Linked DNA regions of Homo sapiens: all the other regions are linked to region 7. A link is a loop called in an ENCODE intact Hi-C map of the cell type or tissue named here. Cell type or tissue: endothelial cell of umbilical vein. All regions are shown on one strand. Region 1 has its middle 40 kb from the start of ENPP4. Region 2 overlaps ADGRF5 (adhesion G protein-coupled receptor F5). Region 3 overlaps LOC105375080 (a long non-coding RNA gene). Region 4 overlaps CYP39A1 (cytochrome P450 family 39 subfamily A member 1). Region 5 has its middle 12 kb from the start of MEP1A. Region 6 has its middle 54 kb from the start of ADGRF5-AS1. Region 7 has its middle 51 kb from the start of ADGRF1.

Evidence for each region. A loop is a pair of places that touch in the nucleus more often than their neighbours do. Peaks named below come from ENCODE experiments on the same cell type or tissue, not always from the same donor. Only the 100,000 strongest peaks of a DNase experiment are listed, where the experiment ranks them.
Region 1: it touches region 7 in a loop (23-fold over the local background); 7 of 110 quality-filtered maps call a loop at or near these places.
Region 2: it touches region 7 in a loop (6-fold over the local background); 9 of 110 quality-filtered maps call a loop at or near these places.
Region 3: it touches region 7 in a loop (5-fold over the local background); 7 of 110 quality-filtered maps call a loop at or near these places.
Region 4: a loop joins it to region 7, with 9 times the contacts of the local background. A loop is called at or near these places in 6 of 110 quality-filtered maps.
Region 5: a loop joins it to region 7, with 16 times the contacts of the local background. A loop is called at or near these places in 7 of 110 quality-filtered maps.
Region 6: a loop joins it to region 7, with 16 times the contacts of the local background. A loop is called at or near these places in 72 of 110 quality-filtered maps.

Annotation. Positions count from the first base shown.
Region 1 is chr6:46,088,056-46,092,055 of GRCh38, reverse strand. It overlaps a transcript of CLIC5 not described here. Among named protein-coding and RNA genes, the nearest start is that of ENPP4, 40 kb to the left of the region's middle. In endothelial cell of umbilical vein, a CTCF peak has its summit at 1,758 (motif pointing left); a DNase peak (open chromatin) is centred at 1,705; H3K27me3 peaks cover 514 bases.
Region 2 is chr6:46,912,518-46,916,517 of GRCh38, reverse strand. The region is part of intron 1 of ADGRF5 (adhesion G protein-coupled receptor F5); the gene reads left to right. Among named protein-coding and RNA genes, the nearest start is that of ADGRF5, 7.4 kb to the left of the region's middle. In endothelial cell of umbilical vein, no CTCF peak of the experiment used is centred here; a DNase peak (open chromatin) is centred at 1,937; H3K27ac peaks cover 812 bases.
Region 3 is chr6:46,933,554-46,937,553 of GRCh38, reverse strand. LOC105375080 (a long non-coding RNA gene) reads right to left here. Exons shown (of 3, transcript XR_001744147.2): 2 at 3,990-4,000; 3 at 389-1,165. It also overlaps a transcript of ADGRF5 not described here. Among named protein-coding and RNA genes, the nearest start is that of ADGRF5, 14 kb to the right of the region's middle. In endothelial cell of umbilical vein, no CTCF peak of the experiment used is centred here; a DNase peak (open chromatin) is centred at 1,743; H3K27ac peaks cover 1,099 bases.
Region 4 is chr6:46,625,119-46,629,118 of GRCh38, reverse strand. CYP39A1 (cytochrome P450 family 39 subfamily A member 1) reads left to right here. Exons shown (of 12, transcript NM_016593.5): 7 at 3,611-3,701. Among named protein-coding and RNA genes, the nearest start is that of CYP39A1, 26 kb to the left of the region's middle. In endothelial cell of umbilical vein, no CTCF peak of the experiment used is centred here; no DNase peak of the experiment used is centred here.
Region 5 is chr6:46,779,582-46,783,581 of GRCh38, reverse strand. No RefSeq gene overlaps it. Among named protein-coding and RNA genes, the nearest start is that of MEP1A, 12 kb to the left of the region's middle. In endothelial cell of umbilical vein, a CTCF peak has its summit at 1,924 (motif pointing right); a DNase peak (open chromatin) is centred at 1,921.
Region 6 is chr6:46,847,093-46,851,092 of GRCh38, reverse strand. No RefSeq gene overlaps it. Among named protein-coding and RNA genes, the nearest start is that of ADGRF5-AS1, 54 kb to the left of the region's middle. RefSeq lists an enhancer at 3,688-4,000. In endothelial cell of umbilical vein, a CTCF peak has its summit at 1,984 (motif pointing left); DNase peaks (open chromatin) are centred at 42 and 1,972; H3K27ac peaks cover 697 bases.
Region 7 is chr6:46,989,590-46,993,589 of GRCh38, reverse strand. No RefSeq gene overlaps it. Among named protein-coding and RNA genes, the nearest start is that of ADGRF1, 51 kb to the left of the region's middle. In endothelial cell of umbilical vein, a CTCF peak has its summit at 2,476; a DNase peak (open chromatin) is centred at 2,619; H3K27ac peaks cover 1,687 bases.

The sequences.
Region 1 (4,000 bases), 900 kb after region 7:
GGCTAGAATGGCTATCATCAAAAAGAGGAAAGATAACAAGTGTTGGTGAGGATGAGGAGAAAAGGGGACGCTTGCCCACTGTTGGTAGGAATGTCAATTAGTACAGCCATATTGAGAACAGTATGGAGGTTCCTAAAAATATTAAAAATAGAACTACCATAAGGTCCAGTAATTCCTCTACTGGCTATATATCTAAAGGATATAAAATCAGTATGTCAAAAATATATCTGCACTCTCATGCTTATTGAGGCATTATTCACAATACCTAAGATATGGAATTAACCTCTGTCCAACAACAGATGAATGGATAAAGAAAATGTGACATATATACACAATGGAATTATATTTGGCATTTTTTGGTATGAACATGGCTCACTGCAGCCTCGACCTCCTGGGCTCAAGCAATCCTCCCTCCTCAACCTCCCAAGTAGCTGGGACCACAGGCATGCACTGCCATATCCAGTTAATTTTTATTTTTTAATCTTTGCAGAGATGGGGTCTTTCCCTGTTGCCCAGGGTGGTCTTCAACTGAGCTCAGGTAATCCTCCTGCCTTAGACTCCCAAAGTGCTGGGATTACAGGCATGAGCCACCATGCTAAGCCCTGTTTAGCCTTTAAAAAAAAGGAAATCCTGTCATTTGCAACCACATGGATGAAACTGGAGGACATTATGTTAAGTGAAATAAGCCAGGACAGAAAAACAAATACTACCACATGATCTCACTTATATGTGGAGTGTAAAACAGTGAAACTCATAGAAACTGAGAGTAACATGGTGGTGGCAAGAGGTTGGTGGGTTAGGGGACTTGGGAGATGTTGGTCAAAGATGCAAAATTTGAGTTAGACAGGAGGGATAAGTTCAAGAGACATATTGTACCCATCTAGTACTACAATACATGTGTTAAAATACCTTAAACAAATTAAATTCAGTAGAGCTTAATCGCTCAAAGAAGATGTGTGAATCAGGCAGCATCCCCAACCAGAATAGGTTCAGAGCAACTTCGCGCTGCCATGTGGTTGGAGAGGATTTACAGACAGAAAAAGGAAAGTGACCTCCAGAAAATGGAGGTGAGGTACCTAAACAGCTGGATTGATAACAGCTTGTTGTTTGCCTTATTTGATCACAAGTTTGAAGAGTTGCCCATCTTTGGCCAAAACTTGCTGATTGTTGCAAGAGTAGGTTACAGTCTGTTTACACACCACATTAGGTTACATTTCACTATGTACAGAGAAACCTTTAGGCTGAACCTAAAACATGTAAGAAGTCAGCTTTAGGTTAAACTTAATTTAATGCATTGTATATTTGAAAATTTCTAAAAGAATAGATTTTAAGTGTTCTCATTGCACAGGCAAAAAATAAGTATGTGAGTTAATACGTATGTTAAGTGGCTTGATTTGACTATTCCACAATGTATACACATATTAAGGCATCGTGTTGTGCATCATAAGTATATACAATTTTTACTTGTCAATCTAAACATTTTTTAAAAATTAAATGTGGGTTGTTAAATGAACTGTAAAAAATAAGTAAAAGGCGAATTGAGCTCCAAACTAAAGTGACACATAGATCAAATATTTTTAACATAAGTTTAGAATTTGAGGCATTTTATCTTCAAAGCAAAATAATTGGGAAGTGGAAAAAAAAAAAAAACCCATCAAGTTGACGAATCTATGAACTAGCTCTGACCTAGACCTAAACAAACTCAGCTCTGGAGGAGGCGTTGGGGTCGGAGCCGAAAGCAGGCAACAGTGCCACCTGGTGGATTATACATGCAGAAAAACATTCAGAGTTTTCAAATCCTGAAGGTGATTTCACACCTGATCCCTTCTTGGATATTTCAAGTTTTTACCTTTGATATAAAACGTGTTCATTTTTATTGTATTATCTGCCATCAGCTTCAATTATAGACATCTGGTATTTTTCTAACTCTACAGACCTACTTTTTTATAGAGCATATATTTCGTTTTTTGTTGTCGTTTTTAAGTAATGGAAGCAAATTTTAGTGCTAGAAGTTTAGTGTCAGCTGTTGGGGGACATGCACCCTAATCTTATTACAAACAGCAGAAAGCAGCCTGGCTTACTGCATTCCTGTGCAAATCACGAAAAATACTGTCTGTTAATGTCTTTTGAAGGTGGCAATTACTGCAAAATGTAATCATCAAGATTTAGAGTAACTATCAGCGTCGTTAAAAGAAAATATGTCCCAAAATGTATAATAATAAATGGAATACAAAGCAGAACTAAGTTCCATTAATATGCTCACATGTTGAAATTACTCATGTTACCCGTACATTATTTTTTCCCCTCCAGAATCTTCATTGTGAACTCATAAGAAAGTTGATGTGGCTTAGTTGTGGGAGAAGGGGAGGAAACAGTCACTGAACACACCTGTGTAATCTGCCAGGCTTCAAGATTTTACATATTGTATGTCATTTAATCTTTCTACCCACAATAAAGAAAAGGATTTGTGTCACCCGATAGCAAATTCTACCCCTCCCACATGGGCATGCGAGGTGTGAGTATCCAGGCAGGGAAAGTGGAATGAATCACAGTGATAGTTAACATTTCTGAGAGTTCATGGACCCTCCTGAAATCGTCTGGCCACAAACATTATTGCATAGGGTTCTAGAATGTTCCTTAACCTCCTGAAGCATGTTACCTTCATTTTTACAAATAAGAAAATGAAGACTGGGAAAATTTAGATGATTGTGCCCAAGGTCACCTGCATAAGCAAGCAGTAGAGGCAGCATTTACACTGAGATCTGTTTGGCACCAAAGTTTTTCTTACTCCATGTTGCATTTTGCTAAAACAATATGCAGTTCATTCTCCCTTCATCTTCATGACTTCTGTTAAACAATAAATACTTCACTAAAACCTTGATGGTTGCTTTTTCTAGTGCCACAATTCTGTAATTTGCCTTCTTTGTCCCCTACTTCTACCCACTCCTTACCCAAATGTAAACCAACACCAAAATAGAATTTAAATATGCATAGATCAATTGAGTACAGTATCTATTAATAGGTAAATTTAAAGGAAAATTAGACAAAATCTTAAGGCACCATGCAAAACATTAAGTGAGCCCTTCCCTGCTGCAAGCATTAATTACCCTTTGTGCTTTGTAAAGTCACCATATCACAGCCTGGGAAGTGCATAGGGACAAGAATGAGAGAAGATGTTCTTATTTATTACCTGATTTGTTGGGACGATCACTTGTTCAAGCAAAATCCTCTGCCTTTTAAAAAGTCATTTGGCTCAAAAATAAAGAAAGATATCTTTGAATCTTCTAAATCAACAAATGAGATTAGCTAGTATTTGAGTATTTACCATTTGAAAATATTTGCTGGTCTTGTATAAATGCTTAAATTTAATGTATACACATTATATAATGTCTTCTTTCTTTTTAAAAAAGAATAAAAATGTACATGATTTCAATTTTAAAAATATAGATACTTATGGGTAGAAAAGGAGTTAGAGAATGTTAACATAATTATCTTTGGGTAGTGGAAATGCAGATTATTTTTCTTATCTTTTTCTATAGTAAACATAAACTATCTTCATAATCAGAAAGAAATCTTCTTGATATAAAATACATACATCTTTGACACTACACAGGAATCCAAGAAATTCAAAATGACAGCTGTGTATATATTTCAAGCTAAATGTGTGTTTCTTGTGGAGTACTATAAAACTGAAGTATGAAGGGACAGATAATTTGGGGCATGTGTCCCCATACCAGTGAAATTATAGGAGTCAAGTGGTATTTCCAAAGCCTTAAGTACTTTCTTTATCTTTCCTGGATGGTTCAGAGTAACAATTTTTATAATATATACTATATTGAGAAGTATATATTATACAGTGTCACACACACACACACACACACACACACACACACAGAAAGAGAGCGAGAGAGTACGCTGATAGAGTTTGCTTTGGTTTTATAATATAAGACCAAACTTCCCAGATGTCTTTGGAGAAGAAAATCCCTAAATGATAAAATCC
Region 2 (4,000 bases), 77 kb after region 7:
AAACCGATGAGGGGCTCTGAGCACATCAGCAGCAGGTAACAGGACTTAGTACCCGGTCGAATTGCTGCTTCTGCTCCTGCACCACTTCTTGTGTCCAAGGACACCTGTGAAGCTGTGAGCCTAGGAAACAATGAAGCCAGCAGTTGGCACATCTGGGAAGGGATGGGTTAGGAGAGAGCAGTGGGACAGGAGACAAGTTCAGTTTTCGATGATCTGAATTTACACTCAAGTGGAAAGAGTATAGTTGAAAAGCCATGCCTAATATGTAGCAAAGAGAGGAAATAGGCATGCAGAGGAAAGAGATATCTTTGGGGACAAGAAAAGAGGCAATATGCCATAAAGGTCAGAGGCTGGAAATACAGTTCTGGGAATTCTCACATAAACTGACAATTAAAACTATGGAAGTGGATGAGCTTACTATAAGAAGGTGTCAAGAGAGAAGAGCTGTAGACCCAGGAGAGGTATTTGGCAGGGCGCACAGTGAGGCAGCTGCAGGATGATGAGGATGGGAGCATAGAAGGAGAAAAGGCATAAGCTCGGGAGCCTTGAGAACCAGGAAAGGGAAAGGGAAAGGGAGCGCTGCAGAGGAGGAGGCCATGCACAAATGGAGCAGGTACCCACCGCAAGCCAGGGAGAGTGAGGACTGGGGCAAATGTTGTGGGTTTGCCTCTACAGAATACTTTTCATAATGAGGTGAGGACTAAAGTCAAACTGTCCAGAGTAAGGAAATCTTGAACTAGCAAGGACTTTTCAGGGTACTGTATTTCTTGGGGTTGGGGGTGGGGGGATAAAGTAATATTTTTTTTTTCATTCTGAATAGCACACACATTATATGGTTAAAATCTAACAAAATCCCTGAAGAAGGAAATGAAGATTTAGAAGAGAAGTCATTGGCTAAGGACAGCAAAGCCATTTCTCAGAGAGATGGAATGGATGGGGGCCATAAAGGGAGGAAGTGCAGAAGGCTAAGGTGGCCCTGCCAATTACTGTAATGTTGGAATATTTTAAGCCACATTGCAAATAACTGCTTCCTCCAGCCCCTGGAGTGCCTCCCCACCTCTTCTTTAGTCATCCAGTCCCTTTCCTGGGATCCTACACAGACTTCCCTACAATCCAGCAATGACACTGCTAAGGTCTAGCCCAGCAGGAGACCCCCAGGCCCTGCTCCTGCACAGTGGACAGAGATTGTTCTGATTGGTCCATTATTATTATTATTATTATTATTATTAAAATAGTCAAGTATTATTTTGGAGCTTACCTAACACATGGTAGAACCACAGAACTGTGAAGCTTGAGAACAACCTAATGTAAAATGAGCTTTGCCAAGTTTTCTCACATAACATTTGAGTATAGAACAAACTGGGCCGGGTGCAGTGGCTCACGTCTATAATCCCAGCACTTTGGGAGGCCGAGATGGGCGGATCACTTGAGGTCAGGAGTTCAAGACCAGCCTGGCCAATATGGTGAAACCCCATCTCTACTAAAAATACAAAAATCAGCCGGGCATGGTGGCATGTTCCTGTAGTCTCAGCTACTTGGGAGGCTGAGGCAGGAGAATCGCTTGAACCCCAGAGTCAGAGGTTGCAGTGAGCCAAGATCATGCCATTGCACTCCAGCCAGGGTGTCTCAGTGAGATTCCGTCTCAAAAAAAACAAACAAACAAAAAAAATAAAAACAAACAACAAAAACCTGACCCATTCCACAGGGCTTCCCTCCGTCTGCAATTGGAATGCACCCCTGGGCATTGTTTTGCCATGGCTTAGGGAAACCCCTCCACATGGTGAATTAATGCAAGACGGACTAGATAAGAGCAGTTAGGAACTCAATGTTTTCACATAGATGGCAATCTTTTGCTTAAAGCCTAAGACCCACAGTGACTTAACAACAAGAAAAGAGGGATAAAAGGTTATCAACGCCGCCCACATGTGCAGTGTGTTTTGGAAAACTTGATCCTATTGTGTACAAACAAATGTTCCCCTGTAATCTGATAGTACTGAACTGCCCTGACACAATGCTGCTGCAGGGCCTGATTTCAAGGCAATGGAAAATTAAATAGGAAAAAAAATGTCTTCAAGGCAGTTCTTTAATTGTTATTGTGTCCCATGTTTGTGTTAAATAAATATTTAGCTTATATTTTTGCTTGTGCAGGAGATGAATCATCTAATCAAATAAGGTCAGCAAAGATAAGTCTTACCACCTCTGCAGCTGAAAATACAGATTTATGAAGGCAGGCTCTTAAAGTTACACTTAAGGGTTTTTTAATCTGTACTTCTACAGTTCAGGGAGTAGGTTGCTGATGGCATTCTATCCTTATTGCAACTCTGTATCTCATGGAGATGAGCAGAGTAATAATCATAGTAAAATTTGCAATGATAGTCCTCCTGAAAGTTGGCATTGCCATCTATCATCCACCATTAAAAGTAACTCTATTCTTTAGTAGTAGAATGCTTGTATGTGCTCATCTATTTTCAGGCTCATTTAGTCTCTATTTTGATAAGTATATGTTTGCAAAAGGGCTGCCTGATCGTAGTCTGTATCCCAGAACACAAGGTTTGGGAGACATTAGGGTATATGCCGTTGGCTGTTTTCAAAGGTCACAATAGTGTGTCTAGTTAGCCAGATGCAGGCCAAGGTTTAGTAAGAGGTATGATTTCCCTTGATTTTGTACTAATACAGTTAGTTCCTTTCTTAAAGAGAAAGCTATGCGTATAACATCACCTACTGCGTGGACGTGAAAGCTAAGCAGCTTACATGTGGGAAGAACCTTCACCTTCTACTTCAATTTACAAACAAATTTCGTGAGTTTCATGTACTCACCATCTCCAAGTCCTCACTCCCCAAACACTCTATAACTCTTCCCAGTACAGTTTCTATCCAACCATCCCAATGGGATTTCCTTTGCTGAGAGCATACCATGTCTCCAAGTCCAATGAGCAATATCAGTCTCCTCCTTAATGGACTTCTTGGCACCACTGGACATAGTTGACCACCCCCTTCTTCTTCTTCTTTTTTTTTTTTGAGGTGGAGTTTTGCTTTTGTTGCCCAGGCTGGAGTGCAATGGCGTGATCTTGGTTCACTGCAATCTCCACCTCCTGGGTTGAAGCAATTCTCCTGCCTCAGCCTCCCGAGTAGCTGAGATTACAGGTGTCCACCACAATGCCTGGCTGATTTTTGTATTTTTAGTAGAGACAGGGTTTCACTATGTTAGGCAAGGCTGGTCTCATACTCCAGACATCTGGTGATCCGCCCCCCTTGGCCTTCCAAAGTGCTGGGATTAAAGGCGTGAGACACCTGGCCCAGCCCCCTTCTTCTTAAAACTTGACTTTCCCCGGTTTCCTTGACTCCACTAGCCTTGTTTCCCTCCTGTTCCTGCCTCTCTGGTTTCATTCCTGTCTCAGGCGATTAGCCACTATTTAGAGCTGGTGGTGGGAGTACTAAGAAGAATTTATCAAGACAGTCGTAGGTAAAGAAAGGCAAATTTATTAGAAAAAGTATGAAAATATGTTGCAAGGATGCAATGGACAGGCCAGCAAAAAGGGGCTGACTGTAACAAGACACAGTCTTGCTGGGGATTTTATAGAATGTTGCTTCTATTGTGTGCTGAAGAGGGCTTTGTGCAGTACTGATAATGCCAAGGTTGCAGTGAGCTAACTTGCATTTTTTTTAATCAGCGAAGGGTCTGGTCATAACTTGGGCACAGGAAGATTGTGAGTTATTTGCACAGGAGGGCTATGTGTTCTGGACCATGAAGAAAGGCAGACTTATAGCTTATCTGCTTTTTATTTTTGCTGTCCCCTGTTCCTGCCAGCCTGATTCTTTTTCCCTAATTAGGACTTCACAATTTCCAATCATCTTGGCTTTGTCATGTTTCTTAACTGGACCTTTGATTGTTGGAATTCTGTAGGACTTGTTCCTAGGCCTCCTTCTCTACTCTCTATTGCCTCCCTAATCAATCTTACCTAATCCTGTTGTTGCAATGACAAGTCCTCCCCATCCTGGC
Region 3 (4,000 bases), 56 kb after region 7:
TCCACTGGGGGTCTTGGAATGTATCCCCCTCAGATAATCAGGGACCACTGTGTTGCCTTGCAACTAGAATGGTGACGAATGGTTGGGAGGACTGAGGTACACATTTTAAGGTAGGAGCCACAATTGACCTGAACTGCTCTGCTTACTAAAATAAGAAAATAAAAGATTTAGTAGAAAACCCAATGGCATGAAATCTGAGGCAGTGAGGGGCTGGGAAAACATGAGGTAAGTGTCATAAGGGGAATTTCAGTGACATGGGAGAAAGAGGGGCTTGATGCCACCCCATCAACACACACACACTCACACACACACACACACACACACACACACACTCCTTATTGCCTGTACCTTGCTTCATGTTCTTCATAGCATTTTTGCTCATCAGACATATAACTCATTTGTTTGTTTATTTTCTGTATTTCTGTATCAGTCAAGGTCCTGGCAGAAAAGAAGTGACATTCTCAAAGGGTAACAGAAGAGGTAAGAACAGTTAAGTCAACATAGAACCGACAGCATTGAGCAGCCATGGGTTGCCTCTCATTAAGTAAAAAGGGTCAAGAAGGGTGGGGAGGTAAGAGAGGTGTCAGAGGAACCTGCCAAGATCTGTGGCTATGGGAGAGGGGGATCCCCCAGGATCTGTGGCTAGAGGGCAGGAACACAACCACTGCCAAAACTGCAGCCTGGAAGGAGTTGGCGGGGAGAAAATGCCTAGCTCTCCAGTGCTTCCATACTACAACCTCCCGCTGGGATCTCCCACTCTCCCTACCTTCCATCACCCTCCCAGAGGACAAGGCACAGTAGAGTGCGGGGCTAGCCTCCTGGGGCACAGAAAAGGGCAAAGATGGACCTGGAGGGTAAACAGAGGCTAGCCAGCACCTCCCTCAACTAGAGTGCAGACTCCTAGGGGACAGTTGTTTTCATTACTTCTTATCCCCAGGGCCTAGAACAGTGTCTGGTGTGTAGATTTTCAATAAATGTTTGATGATGGAATGAATGCGTGCATGATTTGGAAAGAGAGAGATGTCGAAAGATTAAAGCAGTTTCCTAGCGTGTGTGACGTAAACTCACCTACTGCCACTATTATAGTATACAATTAGATTTACCCTTTCTCATAATGCTTTCACATGAAGGGATATTTCGAGGAAGGCAGGTTTGGCAGGCAGATCTGGAAGAAAAGATAGAGAAGATACAGTAAGGACCTCAGCACCATATGACCAACAGCGAAACCACAAAGTCTGAAGTTTAATGCTCTAGAATCTACAGGTGATACAGGCACGGGAGTGTTCAAGCCCCAGCCAGCCCCCATCCCAGGGAGGAAGGCCTTGGGCATGGGGCAGCTCTGGATTCCATCCTGACCAACTCAACCTCTCTGAGACTGATTTTCCTCATCTGTAAAATGGGGGTGAGGAGAGAATGCAGTGTTGTGAAGATTGAGCAGGACCCGACACACTGTGCCTAGGGTGGTGTAAACAGTAGGAGCCATAAGGATTGTTTCCGATGCAAGGCAAGTTTTCTAATTTTGAGATAGGTGTGGAAACTGCTGCAGTTGCTCTGCTTTCTGGGCTGGAGCCATTCATTCCGCATTCCTGATTAGGGAGAGGGTCAGGCGGTAATAGGACACCTCATTCCGGAGGACGCCTTCACCCCGTCCCCCTACAAGGCTTCCTGCTTCCTTCCTTCAGGGTCAAGTGGAGTCAAAGCTTGTTTTCCTTCTCACTCCAGGTCAGCATTACACAACACACTTGTTTTTTTCAGGTGACCCTGGAGGCTTGGAACTGCACTGACAGACATCTGTGCAGCCCTTCCTTCCTCTGGGTCAGGGAGATGTTTCCAGATGGAGTTGAATTCAGGAGCAGGAGAGGGACTTGGGGAAAAGGAGAAAGGCAACATTAGCTTCCCCTTGAGAAGCTGGGAAATGCCTTAGTGAATCGGATTCACGTGGCCTTCCTTTAATATGAGCTCTCTCTCCACTTTTATTTGATAGTGGCAAATTCTTCCTCTACCCTCCTTGGGTCTGTACCCCTAAAAGTACTGCTCTGAGATAAATTAGGCTAATGAAGAGAAAATGGGGAACCTCTGAATGAAGGTCTCCTGTGCTTGCATGAAGAGCCCACAAGAGACACTCTGGAATCCGTGACACCAGGGTGGAGTGGTGGGGGTTTCCCTCAAGTGCAGGCAACAAGGTGGTGCATTGTTCGTAGAGAATTTGAAATCAACAATAAAACTGACTAAATCATTTTTAAGGATTATCGGCTGGGCTCAGTGGCTCACGTCTGTAATCTCAGCACTTTGGGAGGCCGAGGCGGGTGGATCACGAGGTCAGGAGATCGAGACCATCCTGGCTAACACAGTGAAACCCTGTCTCTACTAAAGATACAAAAAATTAGCCGGGCCTTGTGGCACACGCCTGTAGTCCCAGCTACTCAGGAGGCTGAGGCAGGAGAATGGCTTGAACCCGGGAGGCGGAGGTTGCAGTGAGCCAAGATCACACTACTGCATTCCAGCCTGGGCAACAGAGCAAGACTCCGTCTCAAAAAAAAAAAAAAAAAAAAAAAGAACTATCACCATATGGTGGTGATCCCAAACAACATCAGTGATTAAGTATTTTTCCTAAAAAATCTATTGAAGGTCTAAGTTCTAAACAATTGCTACTATTACTGGTGAGTTTCAGTAATATAAGCTGCTAATTAATGTACTTTTATTTATTACCTTTTAATAAATAGTGTTCTACAGAGAAGGTAATTCAGAAAACTCTCATTTATATAGCAGCTCCTGACACAGAGGAACTCAGCTACATATGTTTGTTCCAAGAGTAAGTTTCTAAGGGTTTGGGACTGTTGAGTTTGCCTGAAGTCTCTCCAGCCTCTGCAGAATGACACATCCCTGCATTTGAACAGTAGATTAAAAACACACAATGTTAGCATGGTGTTTGTAAAGAAACTGAACATATGTAGCTTCAATTCTGTCATTATATGGGACCTTATAGAGTTTTTATTTTTGTTTAAAATTTAAAACAGTGAAGAGTGCAAACTTCAAGGCATACTATTATTATTTGGCACATACAAATTTGAGTTCACACTTAAACATTTCACTGAATTTTAGTAGTAGCATAAAGTAAAATGTTTTCTTTTTCAGTCAATTGCTTTAAATCAAAAGAATTAGTCAAGCAAATAAGGATTATTGCTGAAAATAATGGAGGGGAAAGTCAATAAAAGATCTGGTCCAAGTGTCAACTCTGCTAGATATCTCCATGGTCCAGAATTATGTGTGCTGGCTGCTCTCTAATTTTATGTATAGAAGTGTGAGTGTGTATGTGGCATAGGAGTGTGCATGCATGTGTGTGTATGTTTGTTTTTGAGAGAGAGAGAGAGACATTAGTGGATTCGGGTGACTCAGGGGCAAGAGGTCACTCATAAGATTGCCCATATTTAGTGAGAGCCCAGAAGGTTCAAATGAAGAGTCCCAGACAAAGATGTGCCGTAAGTATGTGCACACACTGCTGGGTAAAACACAAAGTCTAGATCTTAATGGCTTTCAACAAAATGGAAAAGTGAACAATTTGAGGAATTCCGGAAGAAACTAAAAATAGATGTGGTTTTCCCTCCCTTAATATTCCAGGTCAGATGAGGCAAAACCAAGGGCGATGGGTCTGGAATAATCGTGTAATTGTTGATATGTAGCTATGTTTTGTATACTGTGCTTCAGATCCAAAAATAGTTTAGTGGTCCTGAGAGGAAGACTCTGATAAATAGAAGGTGACGTAGTTATGAAAGGTCTTGAACTTGGAAATGTGGACCCCCTCATTGTGCTGAGATAGGCCATGGGAGCTGTGGAGGGCTGAGCAATTTCCCTGAGGCCCGACGACAATCTGTACAATGCTAGACCATTTTGAATTGCAGTAGCAGCCACTGTGAACACCTTTGTCTTCAATCTCTTACCCTTTAAATTCCTAAAATAGAAAGCTCAGGCTAGAAAGCAGAGCAACTCACCTTCATTAGTA
Region 4 (4,000 bases), 360 kb after region 7:
GAGCAGGCAGAGATCCTGGAGAGGCTTTAGAGTCAGATCCAAAGCCAATTGCCAGCACTGGGTAACAGTGGGCCAATTGTTTAACCTGCCCAAGCCTCAGTGCCCTTATCTGTAAAATGGGATTAATGCTATACCTACCTTAAAGGGTTGTTGTAAGGATTATTTTGGTAAGAAATAGATTGTGGCTAATAGCACCTGGTTCAGCATAGGTCTTCAATAAATGCTAGTTTTCTTCCCTTACAAAAATTATCTCCCTAGTTTCAGTCAATCATTATTTTCAATGGCCCGTTAATACTGAACATAGGCTTCCAAATATTTGATGGCTCAAAGGCCCCAGAGTGGGAATATCCACTGCTATTCTGCTTTAGTGACCTTTATTGCTGCTGAGAATACCAGAAGCCCTACCAGAGGTGTAGGTGGTGGGGCCTGTCTTTTCCTGGAGCCCAGAGTATATCTATATCTCCTCTCTCCTACTTTGTACTCTGCCTCAAGGCCCATAGGACTCAGAGCTCAGGCTTCAGATGGGTTAGGCACTGGGTCACTAGGAGGCTCCATTGTGGCCCAAGATATTAACTATAATTTATGAAATTATTTTTATGGGAAAACCATTTCTAAGTTCCAAGAAATTTCTGACTGCCAAATGATTTTTTTAGAAGATTTCTCCAAACCAATCACAAAGCTGACATTTTACCTTTTTTATCTGCTGCATCTCTTACATTCTTTCTAAATACTTTCAGTAGCAATTGCTACCCCATCCCACTCTCAACTCCCACAGTATTTATTTTTTGTAACATGTGTTTGCTCTCTCACTGTCTTGTACATTTCGTTCATTTTTCTCCAATATGTATTCATATGCCCAACTAAATGTGAAAATACTTTGGACAGGAATTATCTCCCAACATATTTGTGTTTACCATGATCGGTAGAAGACTCTCTGGCATGGTATGAAGACTCCATCAAAATCTCTTTTTGAATAGATAAATCAGTACCAAAGAACACACTCAATTCATCTTCTCTTTGACACAGCAAAGATACAGAGTTTTCCTCCTTGCCCTTTCTCTCATTTGTTCTTACCTCTCCAAAACAATGGAATGACATTATGGTGGCTGCTTCTGCAGTTCAGTGAGCTGAGTGGCCCTTCTTCTTCTTGCCCATCTCTGACCTTGGACTTGAACTGTTTTACAAAATACTAATTGGTACTGTTGGGAGCAGTTTTCAACCCCTTTCCCAAATGTGGGTGCACAAAGACCTCAAAGTCACTTATTCTTGCTTATTGATGTAGTAATACATATAAACTTTTATTAACTATTTTATATGCCTTTTTATCTTTTAAAAATACTTTGGCTTTTTTAAAAATAGAAAAAATTTTAAAAACTGTAATCTGTTAAGGAAAAAGGAGACATTAAAAAAAAGTGGCTCACGCCTGTAATACCAGCACTTCGGGAGGCTGAGGCGGGCGGATCACAAGGTCAGGAGATCGAGATCATCCTAGCTAACACGGTGAAACCCTGTCTCTACTAAAAATACAAAAAATTAGCCATGCGTGGTGGCAGGTGTTTGTAGTCCCAGCTACTCGGAAGGCTGAGGCAGAAGAATGGTGTGAACCCAGGAGGCGGAGCTTGCAGTGAGCCGAGATTGCGCCACTGCACTCCAGCCTAGGCAACAGAGCGAGACTCTGTCTCAAAAAAAAAAAAAATAAATAAATAAAAGTAACAGCCATTTGTAGTTTAGCTAAATTGCTTATGTTTGTCATTTAAAAAGTAGTATCCAATTTTATTGAATCTCTAAAGCTATATTTAGGCACATACAACTATGAACATCCGTTTTGCGTAACTGAAAATCTAAGTAATATGGCTTGGCTCTGTGTACCCACCCGCATCTCATCTTGAATTGTAATCCCCACATGTAAAGGGAGGGACCTGGTGGGAGGTGATTGGATAATGGGGACAGTTTTCCCCAGGCTGTCCTTGTGATAGTGAGTGAGTTCTCATAATATCTGATGCTTTAAAAGTGTTTGGCCATTTTCCCCACCCCCTTCTTCTGCCACCGTGTAAGATGTGCCTTGCTTCCCATTTGCCTTCTGCCATGATTGTAAGTTTCCTGAGGCCTCCCCACCCATGCAGAACTGTGAGTCAGTTGAACCTCTTTTGTTTATAAATTACCCAGTCTCAGGGAATTCTTTATAAAGAAGTGTGAAAACAGACTAATACATTATGTCTTATCACTATTTTTTTCCCCAACATGAACTCTGACTCTTCAAGTAAGATGAAGTGAGTATGGAGTAGTTATTAATTGAATTCAGTAATTTAGCACTTTTATCTGTAGTTAATAGTAGAAAGGGGGCCTGAGTAGAGACAGGACAAGATAGTTCTCTGAGCATCTGTTTCATCATCTGTAAAAATGAACTAGAAAATCTCTAGGATAAATCTTTCTTAATCTGGATAACACTCCTGAAAGAAAGCCTCTAAATTGAGGACCCTTGGTTCCCCTATTCACATCGTTTATGTAAACAGTACCATATTTATCCTTGCACTATCAATTTAAAGTTAGAAAGGGAAAAATAATGAACAGTATTGAATTTGGCTTATTTGAGCACTTCTTTTCGGACAATTGCTCTTCCTCTTTTGACCACAGAGGGGAGTATTGGTATTATTTAAAGGTACATAATGTTACCTCACAAAAGAGACAGACTAAATTTAGTCAAAATATTGCATGAATCATTTCAGGACCAATTCTCCTAGATGAAATCTCTTTCATAATAAATGTATTTAGAAAAAAATGAAAGTGAAACCCACACTTCTTTGGATGATTTTATACAGGTTTTCTTTATTACGTAACCTAAGAATAGAAGCAAAACTATTTACCTGAGGAGGAAGTTAATTTTTAAGATGTAAAGCAGTATGATTTTATCTTGTAATACCACAACGAGGAAAGATATGAAATAAGTTTGAGTGGCCAAGAGAGAAAATGTGCAAATATACTATATTCAATAGCATTCAAGTGTGAAAGGACTCAAAAATTTTTTTTCTTTTATTTACTAATTCAGAGCCAAAAAAAGCCAAAAAAAAGGACTTTGTTTTTGACATTGAGTACTCTCATAATTTAGTTTACGGGATGGTTTCCTGCTGCATTTTCCTGGGCTTATTTAAAACTACTGTGTTTCAGTTGCAGAATATAAAATGTGCTAATTCACTTGTATTCTAAGGAAATTAAATCTTAAGAAATGTTTTTGTTTTGGATTAATATTCTTAAGTGTCATAACTAGTTGCTTCTGAAAATTTAATATATGCCTATATAATATTTTGTGTTACTCATTAGTAAAAATAACAACTTTTCTCATTTTTAGTGAAGATAGATGTTTAATCTATTTAAATTATATAGTTAAATTATAGTGACAAAATAAAAATTTAAATCTGGCTTCTTGGAGATATATTACATATCTCTTATTAATAATATCTAGTTGTTTTCAAAATATGCTTTCTACTAATGTGCTCTTAAGGTTAATTTAAACATCATCCTTTTTAAAAAATATATGTATGGCTAATACTAAATATGCTTTTGTTCACCTTCAAAGAAGTTCATATTTTTGATATATGTTTTTCTTTTTAAGGTTGCATTTTGGACACTTGCATACGTCCTTTCTCATCCTGATATCCACAAGGCCATTATGGAAGGCATATCTTCTGTGTTTGGCAAAGCAGGTACTAAACCTTATTATATAGGAAGACACAGCTAATAATGCATGTTTGTCACACATTATTGGCAAAGCTAAATACCTATAATTTTATAAAAATTCAACATAATCCAAAATTCAACATAATTTGTTATATATCAGGATATAAATTGATCAGGTAGAATCCTAGAGTTTAATTACTGTCAAGCATATTTTTGTGCAACTCCTTCATTTTCCAAATGATGAAATCAGTGCTATAGAGATTGTGATTTGCCTAATTTCCTTACTTAAATATATATACACCTGTTTGTTCTTCTAATGTCTTGG
Region 5 (4,000 bases), 210 kb after region 7:
TGTAAGAAAATACAATTTCTGATGTTTCAGCCACTCAGCCTGTCATATGTTGTTATGGCAGTCTGAGAAGTCTAATACAACATGGATATTATCATCATCTACATTATAGATGAGAAAACTTCAAGTGAGGAAGGCTAACAATATACAGCAGGTCATACAGTAAGGATCTGACAGTTTTTGAACTCACCTCTGTCTGAGGCCACAGCCCGTGGTCTATCTGCTTTATCTTCTTGACTCTACAAGAAGGAAAAAAGTTGGTGACTGACTACCTTTCAGGTGTGATTTGAGACACTCTAGTCAACTGTTCTAGGTCCTAAGACATGTTCATTATTATCTGCCTCCATTCCTGAAATTCCACCATTAAAGAATCTGTGCCCAATGTTCCAAGGTTTACTCTCTTTCTGGAACTTTTCTCTGAAATTCTGAAACCTCCCAAAAAGAATAATATTTTAAACCAAGGAATCTGACATATAGTCCCCTCCCCAAATGTATAGCTCACCTGTACATTACAAAGGTAATATTTTCAGAATATTACCTTTGTCTAATAATCTAGACAGTAAATAAGGAGAACAACCAGGCCTACCCAGTTGCCCATCATTGCAATTATGTTGCAAAAAAAATGTCAAGCAAGAAGGCTAAAATAAAAAAGTAATCATAATTAAAACTAAATGCAATTATTATATAATTTAGAGCTACTTAATTCTATTATAATTACATCTTAAAATTGGGGTATTTTGAAGGTTTACTGACAAAAAAATGACAGAGAAGAATAAAGCCTCCATTATACCCTTGATTTTTTTTTGTTTCTGTTTTTGTTTTTTCGAGTCTTATCAACACGTGCAAGCCAACCAGGCAAGAACTTTCTCTAATTCCTTTGCTGTCAGTTAAATATTCTTGCAGATACACTCTCACATATCCTCCACTTCCAATACATGCAAGGTTTCAGATTATGTGACCCACTCCTCCTAAAGAAAATGTAGACAACAAGCTAATAACTTTTTTGGCTACAATTTATTCATTCAAGCCTGTTCTTGCTCTCATATTTCCTACGTCAATTGCCATCCACTTAGTTGCTCCAAATCAGAAATTTTGGAGCCATTCTTGCCTCTTCCTTTCACGGCAACCAGTTTCAGCAGGTTCTGTGGATTCACCCTCATCAAAACTCTCTAAACCATCTGTTTACGGTCTTCCTGATACCCACACCTCATCGTAGGTCAAGGTCAGCATCATCACCCCCCTTCCATCAGGGCATCAGCCTTATCATTAGCCTCCTCCACCAATGACTCTTATTCAAGAATGTCTAAGGGATGAAGAACCATAAGGTATTATTAAAAGTATTAATTTTTAAAATTAATTAAATTTATTAAATTAAAATTTATTAAATTAATTTTAATAAAAATAAATTAAAATTTATTAAATTAATTTTAATTAAATTTATTAAATTAATTTTAATTAAATTTATTAAATTAATTTTAATTAAATTTATTAAATTAAAATTAAAAATTAATTTTAAAAGTATTTTAAAAGGTATTATTGAAATATTTGCCATACTATATATTTCTCTTGAGGCATATCTCTTCAGGATCTTTTATGCACACTCACCGTGTTAATGCTATTCTCATGAAAGATCTTACATTCTTAGCAGGATCTCAGATTGTTGATGTTTTATAATTTGAGGATAAGTCACTTAATTTCTTTGAAATGTGTTTGCTTTATCCGTCAAATGATGTTACACCTTGGTGATGTAGTTCTCAAATTCTAAGGCTCTCGGTTGTCTTGAGTAAACTTATCTACTAAGATATTATTTGCTTTTCTAATTTATTTCTAAGGGTTCAGTGCATACATTGGTGAATGAATGCTGCTGTGCTTAGACTGTTTAATCCTTTTTGATGCAAGTCTGCTCCTCTTTGGTATTAAGTGTTCCACAAGAGGGCGCCCACTTTCTGGCAAATTGGATATTATATCCATAGGCTTCAAATTTTAGGGAAATCCCCGAGGGCAATTTAAACAGCAGTTTAAACTTGTAACCTATTTAAATAGTAAATATAACTTGCTTAAATATTTCAAAAGATAATTGTTAGTTAAATTTATTTAAGTTTTTAAAGAGTATCTCTACAAATGGGGTGAACTGGTGATTTTTCAATGATATTGAAATGATGAAAGACGTCAAATTTATATGAAGACATACTTGGGGTTCTATTAGACTTTCTAGAGAACCTTCATTTTCTTAACTTCCTACTTAATAGGCATGCTTCCTAATTACATCTGAATGGTCTACCTCAGAGGGTTTTATGGAGGTTGATTTAAAGTACATGAAAATGATTTGAAACATTATCTAAATATAGGCTATTGTTTTTAGGCACGAGTTTATTGCTAAAAATCAGGACTCAGGTTTTGTCTTAATTATCTTAATCATCATTACATATTTATAGCGGGAAAAGTTAAAACAAAATTATAAAAGTTTCAGTTTTTCATCTTGAAATGTCTCTACTTGAAATTCCTATCAAATAGATGAAAGATAACCATGTAAATAGCATGTCTGCACTCAACAGCATCAAACTTTTTATGCTACATGGTGGCTTTATCAAAATAAAGCCACTGAGTCAGACATTTTCAATAAAAAATAATTTGGGGTAGAATTCTTCACAAAAACAATAAAGCACTCTGGAGAGCAAATAAGCAGTTTCGAGGAAAGATTCTGCTACCCATTGAGAAAATTTGATTCAAGGGTCCACATTTATAAACTTTAGGCAAATTATAATGGAGTCTGATGATGGAGAGGATGGTGATGGTGAAGGGAGTGGGGCAAAGTTGATGGGAATAAAGGAAGGGAAATGAATGAAGTTGGGAGATTGGTAGGGGATGAGGAAGGAGGAACAAACTGATAGTCAAAGGGACCCTGCAGGCAGGAAGACATTAGGTCAGGACAACAAACACAAGACAGCAGCTTCCAGCCTCACTGGAAACTCAAACTTGCATTTGAGTCCTTTGAGAAGGACTCAAAACATCACATAAAAGGCAAAGCAGCCACCCAGGAGGCTAGCCAGGGCATCAAAAGATGTGAGAAATGACATCTATATATGAGGTTATAAAGTTAGTAGGAAGAGTATACGTTTCTCTTTCAGTATGGGTTTGAGTGACTTTGAGAAAGTTAATGTTTCTGAGCTTCCATCTCTTCAACTTTTTTTTCTAATCTATTTTATTTTCATTTACTATTATTATTTTTATTATTTCAATAGTTTTTGGGGAACAGGTGGTATTTTGTTATATGGATAAGTTCTCTAGCAGTGATTTCTGAGATTTCAGTGCACCCATCATGCAAGCAGTGTACACTGAACCCAACGTGTAGTGTTTTATCCCTCACCCCCTCCCATCCTTCCTCCTAGAGTCTATTATATCTTTTTTTTTTTTTTTTTTTGATGAAATCTCGCTCTGTCTCCAGGCTGGAGTGCAGGGGCGCCATCTCGGCTCACTGCAACCTCTGCCTCCGAGGTTCAAGCGATTCTCCTGCCTCAGCCTCCCGAGTAGCTGGGACTATAGGCACGCATCACCACGCCCAGCTAATTTTTGTATTTTTAGTAGAGACAGGGTTTCACCATGTTGGCCAGGATGGTCTTGATCTCCTGACCTCGTGATTCTCCCGCCTTGGCCTCCCAAAGTGCTGGGATTACAGGCATGAGCCACCGCGCCTGGCCCATTATATCATTCGTATGCCTTTGTGTCCTCATAACTTAGCTCCCACTTATTACTGAGAACATTTGATGTTTGGTTTTCCATTCCTGAGTTATTACACTTAGAATAATGGTCTCCAATTCCATCCAAGTTGATGTGAGTGCCATTACTTTGTTCCTTTTTATGGCTGAGTAGTATTCCATGGGATATATACATATATACATATATATACACACATATATACATATATACACATACATATATATACATATATACATATATACGCATATATACATATATATACGCATATATACATATATACATATAT
Region 6 (4,000 bases), 140 kb after region 7:
CCAGACTAACACATCATCTCCTGAGTAAGCCAGATGTCTGCCATCCTCCTCCCCCATTTCTTATTGTTTGCATGGGGAAATGGTTAAATAAATGTCTGTGGGGTTTTCAGGATGTAGGTTGCTAAGGCCAGAAATTAAGAAAGACTGTGGGAAGTCACGGCCTTTTGTGGTTTGTACAGAAAATTTCAAAGAGACCCATGTTGGAATGCTTCAGAAAAAAAAAAAAAAGTTACATGGAGATGAGAAAGATTACAGCAATTAGCAAATATAGAAAGGAGGTGTGGGTGAGTTATTGAGGTGAATGAAGCAGGAAGTCACAATCATTTGAAGACAAAAAGAAATAGGTGGTCCTAGAAATGCCAGGTAGGCGGAATGCATTTATTTTGTGCCATGTGATGGTGAAGTCAAATAAGTCCTCATCCCAAAGAGAAAACCCAGTGACCCAGGCCAGTAAAAGCCTGATTCTTCAAGTGTTCAAAATGAAGGTGGAACTTACAGGGAACATACCTTTTGATTGTGTTTTTAAAAGGGCAACGGGAATGGTGTCTCATCATTTCAAGAGGACGGTAGTTTAGCTTTAATATTAGGTTCTGTTGGTTTCTAAAATTATGACTTGGGATTTAAAATCACATCATGTATGCCAGCACGCAGCTATGCTTCCTTTCCATTCCATAACAAGGAAATATCTAATGAGATCCCGTGAGCTGTCTTTGTAGTAATTGTCTGCCTTCTTGCAATGTGGTGCTGCTGCTGCTCAGGCTTCTGCATGTCACCCAGAATGCCCCTCCACTCTCCAAACAGCGAACGATCCTTTCTATCTTCCAGGCATGGGGGAGGCCGGCAGCTCGCCGCTGAACTCAACTGGCTGTCAGGGCTGATGGTTTCCCTCACCTCATCCACACTCCCAAGCCGTGTGCAAAGATCCAGCATGTTATAGAAGGTTTAAACAAGGGTCCTTGAAGTAAAGTTTTCAGAACCAAATGTCTAGCAAATAAACAGATGCCTGTTCCAACATTTGTGTGAGGATGACTCAAAATTTTCATTGACAGCTGAAAATAGAGCCCTCATGTCCTATAGATGAATATAAAGGATGTGAGGGCTCTATTTATCCTCTAGCACATTCTAGACGGAAACCAAGTTTCCCACTGTTAGTGAATGTGGAGTGGACAGAAGAAGAAAAGAGGGGAGATGGGCCAACTCCCGAAGCCCGCTCTGTGCCAGACCAGTTCTTATCTCCAAATATCATCTCTATGTGTTAGCGGTGGGCGTGGGGGCCTTGGTCGTGGTGTCCTACGATTCAGACACAGCCGTCCTGTCTATTCTTAAATGATTTTATACACACCCATTTTTCCCCTTTTACCTGTAAACTTTGAAATGAAGTTGAAAGGCCACCAGTGTCCATGACAGGTCCCTCTGCACACATGGGGCATGGTTAGGAGATACATGAGCCTGTTCCCACTGCAGGGTTTTTATTCTCTCATGCAGAGCCAAGTGAAGGATGCCGGTGACTATTGAAGCCCAAACACAACAAACCCAGAAGCCTGGGGGGAAAAAAATGGCTTTATTCTCAGCATGAAAGGCAAGAGGACCTGACTGGGCAAGTGGTGGGCAGATTGCTGTCACGGCCCACTTCCGATGACATTAAACCGCAAAACCTAGGAATGACTTTGGGCCCTGCCTTTTTCGGATTTTGATTTTTACCATCCTGGGTCTTCCATCCTGCCAGCCAGCCGGCACCCCAGCAGTTGTGGGAAGAGGAATTTGACTTTGATTAACCGAGAAAAACTGTGCACCCGTTTTCTGTTTTTTTCTGGAACTGTGAGGGTTTTCCCATGCCCCAGGGGCTCCCTCACAGTTGTCCTATGCCAAGCATTCCCGACAGGAATCTCCAGCTGGGTTGGAGTGACAGCTGGCCTCCAGCACCGCAGCTCCGCAACCACCGCTGGCGTCTCCTGAGGCTCGCGCGCCCCCTGCTGGGCCTGAGAGGAGGCGTCCCCGCTGCGGTCCGGCCTCAGGAAGCCGGCGGGAGGCAGTCAGTCCCGCGGATGACGCGCCCAACGGTCTAGGTTCAGGAAGTAATTTGATCATATGGACAGAGCGAAGGTCAAGGCATAGTGGATAACAGAAACCAGGAATGAAAAAAATCTCTTTCACTCCCGCCTCCTAACACTTTTATATTATGATCCTTGCAGGGGAAAGGGTAGTCAGAAAGCAACGTAGGACTGTGGAGGGAGGGAAATCCCAGTCATGTAGTTTCAGTGTGTGAAAGGCAAAGGAAATTTCAGGCCCCCAATTCACTATGCAAAAAGGAAAAAATTAAGATGGAAGCTAAGTCATGCAAGAAACAGCCTTTTCCTTCTGTTGCTAAGCGAATAGCTAACAGATGAAAGGCCAGATATCTCCACAGATAGCTACGCTAGGTTCACCTTTTATGTAAAGTGCCGATTTACTGAGATGAATACATCACTGACTATTCCCCTACCTGCTCCTTTTCTCCTGCAATGCATGGATTATGCATTGTGACCATACCCTCCCTCTTCGCCTCCACTTTTCCCCTTTAAATACTGAAGCCCTCAAAATATCTTTGCAGAAAAACGGACCACAGACTGTCTCTGTGATTCTGTGTTCCTTTCTTCCAGTCGTGTTCTTAACCTTGGCAAAATAAACTTCTAAGTTGATTGAGACCTGTCTCAGAGACTGTTCGGTTTACAAGTGTGCATTGCACATCCACAGGCAGGCATACATTTCTGAGGCATACTCGCTGGGATAGCTCCTTCCTTTCTCTGTCCCCCCTCACTGACTGAATCTCATTTATGGCACTAACAACAAAACTGAAAGCCCCAGAAATGATCTGGTTCACCCATTCCAGATAGGTTGCTGGAAGGTCGTTTGAGGAAGAAAAATGGGTGCCTTCCATGTTTCATGGGAACCTAATACTTTTTCTATCAAGGCAGCTGCAAAAGGATTAACATAGGTGGCCCTATTCCCTTTCCTAATTCATCCATTCAAAGCCACTGCTGGCCTGGATTTTCATTTTCAATCCATGATGAATCTGCAGATGAATCTGCAGCTATCCCAGGGCAATCTGACAGACCAGCCAGCAGCTGAGGCTGGATGACAAGTTCCTACCCTAGCCTCTGAGCACACATTGCTAACGTGTGATCCGAGAAGACCCAGGTCCTTGGAGTAGAGGGACAAGCTGAAATGGCCTTAAGTAATAAGGCAGACAGCTTCCCAGTTTGGGGGGATGTCACGCACCTTGGCCTGTTGCTCCTATCCCCTCGGAATAGCTCTCACACCTTCTCCCTCATGTTGGACATTCCTTTTACAAAAACAGAAATCTCAAGGACAGATAAGGTTAAGAAGGTTAATCTCAGGTTAATCTCAAGGAGAGAAAAGGTATGCAAATATACTTCTGGGTGAAACACAGTAACTTAAATTTACCCTCGAATGAAAATGGCTGGTAACTATATAACTATGTTAACCAACAGTTTTTGAGCCCTTGCTGTGTACCTGGTCCTGTTCTAAGATTTTTATGTGTATAATTTCATTTAAACTCTACAGCAAACCAAAAGTAACTAAATATTCTTTTTCTTTGCATTTTTAGACGAAAAAACTAAGCACAGAGAGGTAAATAACTTGTCCACAGTCACACAGCTGAGGACCAGTAGAACCAGGATCTAAGTGCAGTGTCTGACCTAGAACATGGGCATGTATCCACCTCCTTATGTTGCTTCTCTATGCAACCTGATGCCAGTTACTTGCTTAAAAGTAGGCTTCCATAGCAGGAAAAGTTTCAAATGCACAAAATGAGAGGGGAGAACAATGGTGACAGAGAGGGTGGAGGAGTTAAGGCATCTCCCAGCTTCATCTCACTTTATAATTCTACCTTGGGGCAGCCCAGGACATAAAGACCAATGTTCTGGGCAAACTTCAGAGTGTGCCTGCTTCCTTTTTAAGTCTCTGATGAAACATCAAAGAATTCCTGCTGTGCTGCTTT
Region 7 (4,000 bases):
AACTCATGTTTAGACTTTGCATAGCCCTCTATTGAATAAGCTCTTCCAGATCTGTAAAGAATTATTTTAGAAAGATTAATTTTCTCCATTTCTCTTACGCTTCCAGAACAAATGAAGGGGCTGACAGAGGGTCACTCTGTAGTTCAGTGTTTATCAGACTAATGCAAATGTTGGTAAAAGTCCCATTCTGTTTCTTTCCAAGTGGTTCTTTTTTTTTAAATTATACTTTAAGTTCTAGGGTACATGTGCACGACGTGCAGGTTTGTTACATATGTATACATGTGCCATGTTGGTTTGCTTCACCCATCAACCCTTCATCCACATTAGGTATTTCTCCTAATGCTATCCCTCCCACAACCCCCCACCCCCCGACAGGCCCCAGTGTGTGATGTTCCCGCCCTATGTCCCAGTTCTCATTGTTCAATTCCCACCTACGAGTGAGAACATGCAGTGTTTGGTTTTCTGTCCTTGTGATAGTTTGCTGAGAATGATGGTTTCCAGCTTCATCCACGTCCCTGCAAAGGACATGAATTCATCCTTTTTTGTGGCTGCATAGTATTCCATGGTGTATATGTGCCACATTGTCTTAATCCAGTCTATCATTGATAGACATTTGGGTTCATTCCAAGTCTTTGCTATTGCGAATAGTGCCGCAATAAACATAAGCGTGCTTGTGTCTTTATAGTAGCATGATTTATAAACCTTTGGGTATATACTCAGTAATGGGATCGCTGGGTCAAATGGTATTTCTAGTTCTAGATCCTTGAGGAATCGCCACACTCTCTTCCATAATGGTTGAACTAATTTACACTCCCACCAACAGTATAAAAGCATTCCTATTTCTCCACATCCTCTCCAGCATCTGTTGTTTCCTGACTTTTTAATAATTGCCATTCTAACTGGCGTGAGATGGTATCTCATTGTGGTTTTGATTTGCATTTCTCTGATGACCAATGATGATGATTTCATGTGTCTGTTGGCTGCATAAATGTCTTCCTTTGAGAAGTGTCTGTTCATATCCTTTGCCCACTTACGGATGAGGTTGTTTGGTTTTTTCTTGTAAATTTGTTTGAGTTATTTGTAGATTCTGGATATTAGCCCTTTGTCTGATGGGTAGATTGCAAAAATTTTCTCCCATTCTGCCTGTTCACTCTGATGGTAGTTTCTTTTGCTGTGCAGAAGCTCTTTAGTTTAATTAGATCCCATTTGTGTATTTTGGCTTTTGTTGCCATTGCTTTTGGTGTTTTAGTCATGAAGTCCTTGCCCATGTCTATGTCCTGAGTGGTATTGCCTAGGTTTTCTTCTAGGGTTTTTATGGTTTTAGGTCTAACATTTAAGTCTTTAATCCATCTTGAATTAATTTTTGTATAAGGTGTAAGGAAGGGATCCAGTTTCAACTTTCCACATATGGCTAGCCAGTTTTCCCAGCACCATTTATTAAATAGGGAATCCTTTCTCCATTGCTTGTTTTTGTCAGGTTTGTCAAAGATCAGATGGTTGTAGATGTGTGGTGTTATTTCTGAGGGCTCTGTTCTGTTCCATTGGTCTATATATCTGTTTTGGTACCAGTACCATGCTGTTTTGGTTACTGTAGCCTTGTAGTACAGTTTGAAGTCAGGTAGCATGATTCCTCCAGCTTTGTTCTTTTTGTTTAGGATTGTCTCGGCAATGTGGGCTCATTTTGGTTCCACATGAACTTTAAAGAAGTTTTTTCCAATTCTGTGAAGAAAGTCATTGGTAGCTTGATGGGGATGGCATTGAATCTATAAATTACCTTGGGCAGTATGGCCATTTTCACGATATTCATTCTTCCTATCCATTAGCATGGAATGCTCTTCCAGTTGTTTGTGTCCTCTTTTATTTCATTGAGCAGTGGTTTGTAGTTCTCCTTGAAGAGGTCCTTCACGTCCCTTGTAAGTTGGATTCCTAGGTATTTTATTCTCTTTGCAGCAATTGTGAATGGGAGTTCACTCGTGATTTGGCTCTCTGTTTTCTGTTAATGGTGTATAGGAATGCTTGTGATTTTTGCACATTGATTTTGTATCCTGAGATTTTGCTGAAGTTGCTTATCAGCTTAAGGAGATTTTTGGCTGAGACGATGGGGTTTTCTAAATATACAATCATGTCATCTGCAAACAGGGACAATTTGACTTCCTCTTTTCCTAATTGAATACATTTTACTTTTTTCTCTTGCCTGATTGCCCTGGCCAGAATTTCCAATACTACGTTGAATAGGAGGGGTGAGAGAGGGCATCCTTGTCTTGTGCCGGTTTTCAAAGGGAATGCTTCCAGTTTTTGCCCATTCAGTATGATATTGGCTGTGGGTTTGTCATAAATAGCTCTTATTATTTTGAGATACATTCTGTCAATACCTAGCCATCTTGCGACAACCTCAAGTGGTTCTTCTGTGGAAAGACAATCTGCATTTTATAAGAAGGCAGTAGGCCTATACTGTACTTACCCTTATCAAACTTCAGGGGGCAGTCCAGACCAAGAAATAAATCCTGGACAACTTCCTTAAACCTTAAATACACCTGAAATTCACTCTTGAATTTGAGGGTGCAAAAGGCGTTTTAATCTCACCACTCTAATTAAGGGCAATCTGCATTGTTGCTGCTTTGGTTTGTATAATAAAGGAGATTAGGGATCTGTAACTGTAATAGCTCTGTTTCCTGATGGCAAACAATGCCTCTGTTTCCTGGATTTATGCCCAAGTGTGCTGGTAAACACTGAAGACTGCTTTAAGCAAAGCGGGAAGTAGCCATGGGTGTCACGGAATTTTTATCTGCTAGAAAAACAGTGTTTTTGTTTATTATTATTATTATTTGAGTCGTATCAATGGGTTATACCTTGGATACCTTGGGCAAAACAGAGTTAATTCAAATATGTGGTTTGAAAAATAGATTAGAAATATTCTGTGCTTTTTGGATTCATTTCTTACTTTGGGAAGGAATAGTCTGGAAAATTTTATATAGGTTTGTCAGCCTAGAGCCCCACTTCCGTGGATGAATTACATAAAACTGTTTACAGATTCCACTTTGTACCCAAGGTCTTAGGGTGGAGGGAACAAAATAAAACAAACAAACATAAAACAGTGACTTGAATGCAGTACAGAGATTTGCGAGGTCCCCAGGGATTGGCCTGGAACGCTCAGGGCTGCTTTGCAGTTAACTCCTCAGCCTTCACCACTGTGGCGTGGGCTCACCTTAGCAAGCTCCCCTCCCTTGTTCGGAAAGCCTCCCCACTGACCTCACCTCAGGAAGCAGCAACAGATTATATTTTATCCATAGATGTGTATCCCTTTTGGAGAGAAATTGTACACTGGGGCTGTCTTTTAACAGAATAACATTCTTAACACCACGCCATGAGGTAATTTTTCCATATCCTTTATCTGAGAGTCTCCTGCTAACCTGGGCAAAGTGGAGGAGGGGTGAGACTGGAGAAAAGAACTAAAAGAGGTGATGGGGAAGAGTCCCCCTAGTTCACTGATTACCATGAATTCTCCCATAGGGGGTCCACATTTCACCTGGCTTGATCTTAACCAAATGTGCCCAGTTGTATTTCCTTGATTGGCTCCTGTGGGGGAATGGGGAGATTTTTCTGTGGGACAGGGAGTCTTTGGGAGACTTGGGGTCTAGCTTCTTCCTGTTGTCTCCTTGTATTTCAGTTTCCCATCTGTAAAACCACAGATCCACATTCATCTGATAAGCTTAAAGGTCTCTTCTATCTCTGACTTTCTATAATTCTGGGTCTCTTCATGAGTATCACGCTGGGAGAAGAGAAATTTATCACTGAAGAATAGCAGCCCAAATGGGTTTGGCAAGACTTTATCTTGCTGGGTAGAAATTGTAGATAAAACATTGCCAACAGCTACATTATGCCAACCAAATGGGAGGCAACGCCCCTTTGGAATTCTGACCTGATGTTCGAAACCAGAGCAAAGGAGTTCCTCAGTGTGATGTGCTGCCAAGGGACACATTGGATTTGTGGATAAGGTTTC